Regions from separate parts of the Homo sapiens genome. Here region 2 is linked to region 1. A link is a contact called in ENCODE Hi-C or POLR2A ChIA-PET data. All regions are on one chromosome and are shown on one strand. Each heading gives the region's core, a stretch centred on a gene start or an enhancer-like site at or near the end of the contact. The rest is flanking DNA. Distances are from core to core; before and after follow the strand shown. Region 1 overlaps MSN (moesin). Region 2 has its middle 89 kb from the start of EDA2R.

Evidence for each region. Hi-C counts contacts between places; a loop is a spot of excess contacts on that map. ChIA-PET counts read pairs that join two places held with the same protein, here RNA polymerase II (POLR2A). Pooled maps may share reads with other maps.
Region 2: a map with no recorded cell type shows a loop between it and region 1 (8-fold over the local background). The contact joins two enhancer-like sites. A Hi-C loop is called at or near these places in 1 of 37 single-sample maps with no recorded cell type and 1 of 50 pooled maps. POLR2A ChIA-PET finds 5 or more read pairs at or near these places in 1 of 52 experiments (activated T-cell).

What each region holds. Positions count from the first base shown.
Region 1 is chrX:65,721,436-65,727,472 of GRCh38, reverse strand. The region is part of intron 2 of MSN (moesin); the gene reads right to left. Among named protein-coding and RNA genes, the nearest start is that of MSN, 57 kb to the right of the region's middle. RefSeq lists a silencer at 4,392-4,686. Within about 2 kb of position 3,637, at least 6 of the 41 ENCODE cell types and tissues checked have a DNase peak (open chromatin) inside an H3K27ac peak, as active enhancers do.
Region 2 is chrX:66,725,204-66,731,105 of GRCh38, reverse strand. No RefSeq gene overlaps it. Among named protein-coding and RNA genes, the nearest start is that of EDA2R, 89 kb to the right of the region's middle. Within about 2 kb of position 2,170, at least 9 of the 41 ENCODE cell types and tissues checked have a DNase peak (open chromatin) inside an H3K27ac peak, as active enhancers do.

The DNA of each region.
Region 1 (6,037 bases), core at 2,388-4,887:
ATAACTTGCCCAAGTTTCAGGTTGTGAGTGACAGAATTAGGGTTCAAACCAGGTCTGTTTGACTCCAAATCCATGCATATCCAGTGATTTCTGCCACCTCCTCCTTCCCTCTACAATGTCACACCACTTCCCACTTCCATGATGGATTAAAGGCTGAAGGTGGAGATTGTTGGATTAACTCCTGTATCTTGTTCTCTTGGGCCACTCCCATATATTGTCCTTCATCCTTAGCAACTGGGGGTAATACCCACACCCTTAAGACTGAGTTCCATTTACAATACCCCAAATAAAGAATGTTTGAGAAGATAAAACGGGGATTGTGAAGGACTCTGAAGCCATGCTGTGCCTGGGTTCTGAGAGGATTTTTTCCAACCCTGATCAGAGCCAAGTCATGATTCCTCTTACACAGGTTTAGGGTGGAAATGAGGGTAGAAATAGGGTAAGTACCTCAGTGTAGCAGCTGAGGTGCCCCCTGTTGTCCTGAGCCTCCTGGCTGAACAGTGGGCAGGAAAAGGAGGCTTGCCAAGAGAACACAGATGAGCTCTGTTCTCTAGTCCCTGACATTAGCATGTTAATAGTCTGGCCCTCAGCTCAACCCCAGCATACCCACCACTGTCGATGGCAGCAGTGAAGCTGAGCCACATCCTAATGAGGTCAGGCTGGCCTTAGGCAGTCTTTTTTATTTTGTTTTTTGGGAGAAGGATGCAAGTGGAGGGTAAGGGTAAGGTGAGAAAGAATCATAGAAATATACCTGGAGATGGAAGCAGGGAACAAGGACCCAGTTTTGCTGATGTCCTTCCCTTATGAACAAATTAATATCTCCCTTCAAAATACACACACACACATGCACACACACACTCACTCACAAAGACACACATACACACACTAACACTGTATCCACAAAGTTTCTATTATGCATCCAAAGTCAGGCCCCACAGTCACACCCAGAGTTTACAATCTAGAGCTTCAGAGACCCCAAAGAAAAAAGTAGCTCATATTTATTAAGCACCAATCATGTGTCAGGCGCTGAACAGTAAACAACCCTGTGAGATAGCAATTATACCCATATTATAGATGAGGAACTAAGGCTTAGAGAGGTAATGCATCTAAAATTACAGAGCCATATAGAACCATGATGTGTCTGACTATAGAGCTTGTACCTTTTCTTCTCTAGCATGCTATGTCCTAATGCCAAGTACTCATATGAGCTTACGACTCCTGAGCTTCTCAAGTGATTAATTGCCTTGTCTCTCCTTTGGCCCAAATTTCCCATCCAGGTAATAAACTTTGATCACTTCTGCATCGAGATATGCTTCCTGGCATTCCCACTAGACCCAAGCGACAACCACTTTGGGGAGAAGCCATGTCCCCCAAGTCATCGACCTTCATTGCTCACCAGGTCACCCTTCCCCTTCATAGCTTGGATCAAGTATCAGGAAACCTGAGCAAAATGTTCATGTCTGTCTCCAACTAGCTGTATGATATCAAGGTAGCATATTTCCTCTCTGGGCCTCGCCTTCCTTATCTATCCAAATTGGGGAGTATGGCTTCAATGATCTCTTTTTTCTCTTAAGTTCTATCATTGTACTAATTACATTACAAGGTTATTTTGCAAATGGTTAATAAAAACAATCCCATTTCCCAGCTACCTCTTGCTGATGTGGATAATTAGAAACATGTTTAGAAAAGATCAGTGGGGGTGGGAGGTAATGAGGAAAGTTCAAAAGGCTTCCAGAATTCAATGGCCAGTTGATTCCCTGACTCTAAGTCAATAGGCAGCTGGAACTGCCAGAAAGTTTCAGATGGAGAAATGTGAATGCTTATGTTGAAATGTAATATTGGCTTTTTGCAGAGGATGAAGGTAGTGGGTGGGCGTGAACAGAAAAGATTTTTTTAAAGCACCTTGTATATCATCCTAGATCTAAACAGGGCCCAAGGCCCAATTAACAGTTCTAATCATTTTCCACAGGGTTGCAGAAGAATAGTGTGTCCAGATGCAATTGGTGGGAAAAGGCAAGATCCAAGAAACAATCCAGCTGAGAGAGAGAGAAAAAAAAAGAGAGAGAGAGAGAAGACCCACTGAAGATGCTGAAGAGAAGAAGATGGACCATGAGGGCCAGGATATTAGGTCATGGGGGGAGAACAGACTTGGAACAGAAGTAGTAGAGCAGTGCTATGGTTTGGATGTGGTTTGTCCCCACCAAAACTCATGTTGATGCTTCATTGCCGGTGTGGCAGTGCTGGGAGGTAGAATCATTAAGAGGTAGTATGTAATGAGAGGTGTTTCAGTCATGGGGACCCCTGTCCCTGTGAATTACTTGACCTTTTGTCACATTATGAAACAGCACAAAGGCCCTCACCAGAGGCTGAGCAGGTGCTGGTGCCATGCTCTTGGACTTTACAGCCACTACAATTAGGAGACAAATAAGCCTCTTTTCTGTATAAAGTAACTAGCTCCAGGTATTTTATTATAAGAACATAAAATGGGCTGGGCGTGTTGGCTCACGCTTATAATCCCAGCACTTTGGGAGGCTGAGATGGGCAGATCATGAGGTCAGGAGATCGAGACCATCCTGACTAACATGGTGAAACCTGGTCTCTACTAAAAATACAAAAAAATTAGCCGGGCATGGTGGTGCGTGCCTATAGTCCCAGCTACTCGGGAGGCTGAGGCAGAAGAATAGCTTGAACCTGGGAGGTGGAGGATGCAGTGAGCTGAGATTGCACCACTGCACTCCAGTATGGGTGACAGAACAAGACACTGTCAAAAACAAACAAACAAACAAACAAACAAAAACAAAACAAAACAAACATAAAATGGACTCAGACAAGCAGCAACTGGTCTTTGCCTGTACTAACAGACTAATTGTAGAGGCTAAGAGACTCCAAGACTGAAAGGAAGTGAGGTAGGCACAGACTATGCAGCCAGTCCCAGAAATCCCAGGAGTGAGACCGTTAGCCTCTTTTTGCACCACGTTGTCTGTTTCACTATTGGGTGGGAGTAGGGGTGTGATAAGAGAAGGAGGATTAGCCAGGTGTGGTGGCTCATGCCTATAATGCCAGCACTTTGGGAGGCCAAGACAGGTGGATCACCTGAGGTCAGGAGTTCAAGACCAGCCTGACCAACATGGTGAAACCCCGTCTCTACTAAAAATAGAAAATTAGCTGGGTGTGGTGGCACATGCCTGTAATCCCAGCTACTTGGGAGACTGAGGCAGGAGAATCGCTTGAACCCAGGAAGCAGAGGTTGCAGTGAGCCGAGATCGCGCCATTGCACTCCAGCCTGGGCAACAAGAGTGAAACTCTGTCTCAAAAAAAAAAAAAAGAGAGAGAGAGAGAGAAGGATCATGGTGACTAAAGTAGTTCTGAGATCCAGAGTAACTCAGGAGAAGTTGGGCAAAGTAATACCTAAAGTGATGTCAAAAAAAAAAAAAGAGAGAATTCAGGCTCAGTGCTGGGGGGAGGGAGGGTGATCTCTCTGAGCACTGTCTCTTCCTTTGTGAACATAAAGAAATCAGAAACATAAATGTTCCACTTCCTTAGGCTCTAGGGCTTAAAGAGATGAGTAATATCTCTCAGCCTGCACTGAAGTCTCAAAGTGAGAAATTGAGGACGTGGCGGGAAGGAAATATGGTCTGAAATCAGAATTGAAACTGAAAAAGAACAAAGAACAAAAATGGATGACTCCTGACCCCAGGCTACAAGGAAATCTCTAAGGCCCATGGGGGTGCTGTGAACCATTTTATCAGGCAACTCTAAACCCCTTTTCCAAGCCAAGTTTTTCTTGCTTCCAGCTTTGCTTCCAGTTGAGACCTCCATTCCAGAGGAAAGAGAAACCTTATTTTCAAGTGAGAGCTTAGCATCTAGCTTCCAGTTCCAGGAATAACCTCTGTGGCTCCAGTGACTAGGGTCCTTATCATTCCACTCTGAGAAATGGTCCTATCCCTGAGGAAAAAGAAAATTCTTTATTGGCTCCCTTTGACCCGACAGCCAGCTTATCGGATCTGAGCCAGTATTTCTCAAAGCTCCCATGGAAAAAATCCTTAAGCAGCAGAAAATAATGAATGCATATACCCAAGGGACATAGGGGGTGTGGTAGGATGGGGTAGGGGGAGATAATAGGTAGATGGCTGTAACCCAGCTATAATTTCTTTGAAGCCTCAGGTTTAATTATTTGTGCAAATTTTATATTCTACTCCATAAATAATGAATTTTTAAAATTATTGCAAGTAAAATTAATGCTCTAGAATACTAAACCACATTCATCTCACAGCTTTGTATCCCTCCTGGAACCTGCCCCATACACCTAAAGAAAGTAGGACTTCAGTTTTTAAGACACTAGCTTAAGAAACTGGAGGTTGTGTATTCTACTCAGCTCCATGACTGTGGAGAGTTACAGGGTTCAAGCAACATAAAATGGAAAACTGAGGTGCAGTGAAAAGAAAAGATCTGCCTTGGAGTACATCCTCGTTAATTATCAGGAGCTTCTGGAAGCAAGAAAAAAAAACCCTTTACCTCCTTTTGACATGTGGAGGCAACCTACATCTGAGGTCTGTAGAGGGGAGCGGAGATCAGGTCAGCTTAGGAGCCCAGAGATTCTCTTCTTGAATCCCCCATGCATTTATCTGAGTAAACAAACTAGTGATGTCATCAGCCACTTCAAAAGCCCAGAAATTCTCTTCTTGAATCCCCCATGCATTTATCTGAGTAAACAAACTAGTGATGTCATCAGCCACTTCAAAAGCCCAGAGCATGGCCGGGCGCAGTGGCTCATCCTGTAATCCCAGCATTTTGGGAGGCTGGGGCGGGGCAGATCTTTTGAGCTCAGGAGTTCGAGACCAGCCCAGGCAACATGGTGAGACCCCATCTCTACTAAAAATACAAAAAGATAGCTGGTGTGGGCACCTGTGGTCCCAGCTACTTGGAAGGCTGAAGTGGGAGGATCACTTGAGACTGTGGGGTGCGAAGGTTGCAGTGAGATCACACCACTGCACTCCAGCCTGGGTGACGGAGCGAGACCTTGTCTCCAAACACACACACACACACACACACACACACACACACACACGAGCGTGCACGCCTAGAGGAGAATGAGGGAGTAATGCTGGAGCCACAAGAGAAGAACTGTGTGAGAAACAATGTGCAAAACTGCATCAATGCCCAAACACCTGAGACCCCCAAGATACCATTACAGATTTGGCAGCATCTGCATCAGCCACCCACCTGAAAGCAAATTATTGCACCACTGGAAAGCACCAAGATGGGCTACCACTATTGCTGTTTCTGTTATTACACATTGCCTGTGGTCAAGTGGTCACCTGCTCTATAACAGAGAACATACTCAGCTGAGGTTCTAAGTTTCTTTCTTTTATCGTTTTTTGTTTGTTTGTTTAGAGATAGGGTCTTGCTGTTAACCAAGCTGGAGTGCAGTGGTGCAATCATAGCTCACTGTAACCTTGAACTCCTGGACTCAAGTGATTCTCCAGCCCCAGCCACCCAAGTAGCTAGGACTACAGGCATGCACCACCATGCCCAGCTAATTTTTAAGTTTTTGTAGAGATGGGGTCTCGCTATGTTGCCCAGGCTGGTCTGAAGCTCCTAGCCTCAAGTGATCCTCTCACCTTGGACTCCCAAAGCACTAGGATTACAGGCATGAGCCACCATGCCCAACCTAGCTAGGGTTCTAAGTTTTGGAAGCAGGTAAAGTGGAAGAAGGTTCCAGAGGACAGTTGATCAAAAGCATTAGAAAAACTGGAAATGCTATGTGCCCTGGTTTAAGCCCCAGCTATACCACTTCCTAGCTATATGACCTTAAACAGATAATTTCACCTCTGTAAGCCTCAGTTCCTCATCTGTAAGATGGAGATCCTCCTACTATAATATATGTTAGTTATTTTATAAAATGAAAAAAAAAAAGGTTTACTGTCCTTATTGCAGAGTATTCAAGTCCTAAGTACTTTACTGAGCCAGAAGAACTTCCTGATTTCATAGCTCCCTCATCTGAACTCTCAGGGCAATGCCACCTACTTTAGTCCTT
Region 2 (5,902 bases), core at 921-3,420, 1.0 Mb before region 1:
ACAAAGCAAAACAACACAAATGTATGGGCTAAAAGAGTATGGCCTCTGGAATTAGACTGCCTGAGTTCCTATTGAAGCTCTGCTCTTTGCCAGCTGTGTGATGTTAGTCAAGTTACCTCATTTCTCTGTCCATCGGTTTTCTCACCTGTAAAATAGAGATAATAATAGTACATGCTTCAGAGAGATGCTGAAAAGAGTCAATGAGATAAACCTTATAAGTGTGCTAAGGGCTGTCTCTGACACACACTCTGCTAATAGATGTTGTCTATTCAAGTACATAAAGAGAGACGAAGAGCAAAACTTTGTGGAATTTCTTAATCAATGAAGTAAACAGACAACCTACAGAATAGAATAACATATTTGCAAATTAGGCATCCAACAAAAGACTAATATCCAGAATCTACAAGGAGCTCAAACAACTGAACAAGAAACAAACACAAATAACCAATTAAAAAGTGGGCAAAATACATGAACAGACATTTTTCAAAAGAAAGCACATAAGTGGCCAACATAAACATAGGAAAAATTTTATCCCATTCTGTAGGTTACCTGTTCACTCTGACGATAGTTTCTTTTGTTGTGCAGAAGCTCTTTAGTTTAATTAGATCCAATTTGTAAATTCTGGCTTTTGTTGCTATTGCTTTTGGTGTTTTAGTCATGAAGTCTTTGCCCATGCCTATGTCTTGAATGGGATGAACGCTTTTACACTGTTATCGGGAGTGTAAATTAATTCAACCATTGTGGAAGACAGTGTGGTGATTCCTCAAGTATCTAGAACCAGAAATAACATTTGACCCAGCAATTCCATTACTGGGTATATACTCAAAGGATTATAAATCATTCTACTATAAAGACACATGCACATGTATGTTTATTGCAACACTATTTACAATAGCAAAGACTTGGAACCAAGCCAAATGTCCATCAATGATAGACTGGATAAAGAAAATGTGGCACATACACACCATGCAATACTATGCAGCCATAAAAAAGGATGAGTCCATGTCCTTTGCAGGGACATGGATGAAACTGGAAACCATCATTCTCAGCAAACTAACACAGGAGCAGAAAACCAAACACCACATGTTCTCCCTCATAAGTGGGAGTTGAACAGTGAGAACACATGAAAACAGGGAGGGAAACATCACACACTGGAGCCTGTCGGGGTGGGGGAAGAGGAGGGAGAGCATTAGGACAAATACCTAATGCATGAGGGGCTTAAAACCTAGATGATGGGTTGATGGGTGCAGCAAACCACCATGGCACATGTATACCTGTGTAACAAACCTGCACATTCTGCACATGTATCCCAGAACTTAAAGTAAAATTAAAAAAGGAAAACATGCTCAACATCACTAATCATCAGAGAAGAGCAAATGAAAACAACGAGGTACCATCTTATGCCAGTCAGAATGTCTATTAAAAAGTCAGCACAGCTGTTATCTTCATTTTATAGATAAAGAAACTGAGTCTGAAACAGGTTAAGTGCATTGCCTAAGATGACATAGGAAGGATTTAGAGAGGTAAAGATGTGAAACCAGAAAGTCTGGCTCTACAGTTCTGCATTATTGTTATACTATGTTGTCCCTGGCCCGGAGCCCCAACCCCTAAGGCAAGGATTCACCAAATTCTTTGATGAAAGCTATGGACCTTCTCTCCCTACAAGTGCAGAGAAATTTACGTTTTTATTTTTATATACTATTTCAAGGAATTCACTTCCTGACCTTCACCACTGCTACAAACCCTTGTGTATTTCCGGTAGGAATCTCAGATGAAAACTCCTAGCTTTAAAGTTTAAATTCCACCATTCTTAAACTCTGACTCGGCCTCAAACCCTATCAAACCCTATCATTTAACAACCCAGCTCTAGAAAAAGTAGGGCGTGGTTGCGGCACTCATACTGCCCTCTATCGCCGCCTACTGGAATGTCCCTGGTAATGACAACAACATCGCCACACCTGTGGCTTAGAGACCTCTTCGCACTTTCAGGGCGTTTTCACAATAAGGTGCCATCATAGCTCAGGGGTATGAAGCCCCAACTACAGAGGGTGGGGAGTGGAGTCCGGCCTTAAGTCTGTGCCGCCAGTCGTTCCAGCAGAGTCCTTTCCGTCATGCTCTGCTGCACGACGTGTACGGGCGACACCGCCATTTTAGTTTTTTATCAGACTGTCTGCGTCACCAGGAACTATGGCCGCAGCCTTTGGAATTCAGCAGAGGTCGCTGGAGTACATCTTTTTCCTCCCTGACTGTGGTCCTAGGGAAATAATCATGAGCCGCATAAGGACGTTTGGATCAATGATGTCAATGATGGACCACATATATGATGATAGTCCCATAAGATTACCATGGAACTGGAGCTGAAAAATTTCTATAATCTAATTATATCTTTTTTTGTTTGTTTTTAAGAAAGAGTTTTGTTCTTGTCCCCCAGATTGGAGTGCAATGGCACGATCTCGGCTCACTGCAACCTCTGCCTCCCAGGTTCAAGCAATTCTCCTGCCTTAGCCTCCTGTGTAGCTGGGATTACAGGCGCCCGCTACCACGTCTGGCTAATTTTTTTGTGTGTATCTTTAGTAGAGATGGTTTTTCACCATGTTGGCCAGGCTGGTCTCGAACTCTTGACCTCAGGTGATTCGCCTGCCTCGGCCTCCCAAAGTGCTGGGATTACAGGCATGAGCCACCGCGTCTGGCTGCCTAATGATATCTTGATGATCCTGATCCAGTGTAGGGCTAGGCTAATGTGCATATTTCTGTCTCGGTTTTTAACAAAAAAGTTAAAAAGTGAAAAAAAAAAAAAGGAAAGAAAAATGAAAGAAAGAAAAAGATAATTTAAGAAATAGAAAAAAAGCTTATAAAAATAAGGATATAAAGAAAAAATTGTGTACAGCTATACAATATGCTTCCCTTTTAAGCTAAGTGTTCATTACAAATGAATCAAAAAGTTTTTAAAAAAGTAAAAAAAGTTACAGTAAGCTAAGGTAAATTTATTATTGAAGAAATAACTTTTTAAAAAAAATTTAGCCTAGCTCAAGTTTATAGTGTTTATGAAGTCAACAGTAGTGTAATGTCCCAGGCTCTCACATTTCACCCACCACTCACTGACTCACCTAGAATTGTGTCTAGTCCTGTAAGCACCACTCATTAGTAAATGCCCTATAGAAGTGTATCTTTTTTTATCATTCATACCATATTTTTACTGTACCTTTTCTACGTTTAGATACACAAATACTTACCATTGTGTTACAATTGCCTAGAGTATTCAGTACAATGACATGCTTTACAGGTTTGTAGCCTGGGAGCAATAGGCTATACCATGTAGCCTAGGTTATGACATCTAAGTTTGTATCATAGTACATGCTGTGATGTTAGTACAGTGACAAAATTACCTAACAGTGCACTTCTCAGAATGTATCTCTGTCGTTAAGCAAAGAATCACTGGAGAAATCACAACTTTCTAACCTGACCTACTTCCTTCGAAGACTGGATACACTGCTTTAGCATGCACATCTTACAATTCACCATTCCTTGACCTTCTAATGTTGTCTTTTTCATGTTGCCTTTTTCTTTTCTTTTTTTTTTTTTTTTTTAGCTGTAATGTTTGCAAAACTCTGGGGTTCTGAATGTAGAAAAACACAACCCCAGTTTAAGACGTCCTCTTCCGATCCCTCAGTTTCTTGCTGTTCATACTTGCCATCTCCATCTCTGTAGTCTTCCTGATTAACACCTTCCAGCTTCAGATCTGGAAGTAGTAATCCGAGCACTGGACTGGAAATCAGATCAGACCTGTTTCACATTTAAAGCTTTGCCTTTGTATTAGTTCTGTGACAAGTCACTTGACCTCTCTGTGGTCTCAGTTTATGAAATTGGAAGGAGATTGGTTAATATGGGAGGATCTCCATGAGCCTTTTCTGTTTTGGTCTGCTAGGATTCTAAAAGTATTCTCTGTTCTTAATACTGTACTTACAATAGAGTCCACCCCAACTTTATTTATTCATACCCAAATAAATACACAACAAATATTTCTTAAATGAGTGTTGCTTTCCCAGTGCCTTTCAATATGCCTGGCATATAATACGTGTCCAATGATATTGAATAATAAATGAATTTGCCTCGTGCCTGTAATCCCAGCACTTTTGGAGGCCAAGGCGGGCGGATCACAAGGTCAGGAGATCGAGACCATCCTGTGAATGGAGAAACCCGGTCTCTACTAAAAATACAAAAAATTAGCCGGGCGCTGTGGCAGGCGCCTGTAGTCCCAGCTACTCAGGAGGCTGAGGCAGGAGAATGGTGTGAACCCAGGAGGTGGAGCTTGCAGTGAGCCGAGATTGCGCCACTGCACTCCAGCCTGGGCGACAGAGCGAGACTCCATCTCAAAAAAAAAAAAAAAAAAAGTTTAAGACCAGCCTGGTCAACATGGTGAAACCCTGTCTTTACTAAATATACAAAAAATCAGCCGGGCGTGGTGGCGGGTGCCTGTACTTGGGAGGCTGAGGCAGGAGAATCACTTGAACCCAGGAGGCAGATGTTGCAGTGAGCCGAGATTGTACCATTTCGCTCCAGCCTGGGCAACAAGAGTGAAACTTCGTCTCAAAAAAAGAAAAAAAAAAACAAAAAAAAACGATTTTGCAAAACCTCATCAATTTCCCCAACATCTCTTGCTTCATTTTCTTCCTTCTTCAGTATTTAGTCAGGCACTATTCATCTCTACCTGGATTATTGGGAAGCCCCTTAATTAGTTTCCCATGCCTAGTCTTTCTTTCACTAAGATAATTTTCCTTAAAACACAATTCTGTAATACTATTTTTTGTTCCAAAATTCTACAGAACTCTCTATTGCTTATGGGATCAAGTCTTAACTGACCCACCAGGCAATCAAGACTCCTCTTCAACCTGACCCCTAATTAGCCTAATTCTCCAGGTAAACACAATTACTTCCTATTCCTCAACCCATGTCTTACTTGCTTCACTCCATGTCCAACAAGCCCAGGAGAGAGATAATAAGGACCTGAGTGAGCCTAGCTGGGGCAATGGGGAGGACAAGGGGATGGATTTCAATAAATTTACACAGAAAATGTACCTACCTTTTCTGTCTCCTTCGCTTTGCAGTAACTGCCAAACTTTTTCAAAGAATCCTTCCCCTCATTCCGGGAACAATACTAGTAAATAATTATTAGGTGCTTCTTGTGTGCAAAATATTGTACTAAGTGCTTTGTATGTATTAATGCATTTAATCTTCACAATAGCCTTTGGGGTAGGTACTCTTAGTGTCCTCTCTTTACATATAAGACAGGCAGATTTAAGATTAAGTAACTTGTTTAATGTCAAATAACCAGTAAAAATAGCAGAGCTAAGACTCCACCCAGGTACACTGTCCCTAGTTTAAATTACTACGGTACTTTACTAGATCCCTTTCTTGGCTGCCATGACACTGCTTATTTCTGATTCTCTATTTCTTTTTGTGAAACATCATAGCCCCTTTCTTTATTGTCTTTGCCATCCCCAATATAGAAATCCCACAAAGTTGTTTCTTTTTAATGTATGTACATTGTTTTTTTTTAAATTATTTTTTACCGTTTTCTTTTTAAAAGCTTTTTTGTAGATTTAGGGGGCACAAGTGCATTTTGTTACATGGGTATATTGAGAAATGGTAGAGTATGGGCTTTTAGTGTGTCCATCACTTGAAAGGCTGCATGGCTTACATTGTACCCAACAGATAATTTCTCATCCCTCACCCGTCTCCCACCCTCCCACTTTTTGGAGTCTCCACTGTCTATTATTCCACTCTCTGTGCCCATGTGTACACAATATTTAGCTCCCACTTATAAGTGAGAACATGTGGTATTTGACTTTCTCTTTCAGAGTTATTTTATTTAAGATAATGGCCTCCAGTCTCATCCATGTTG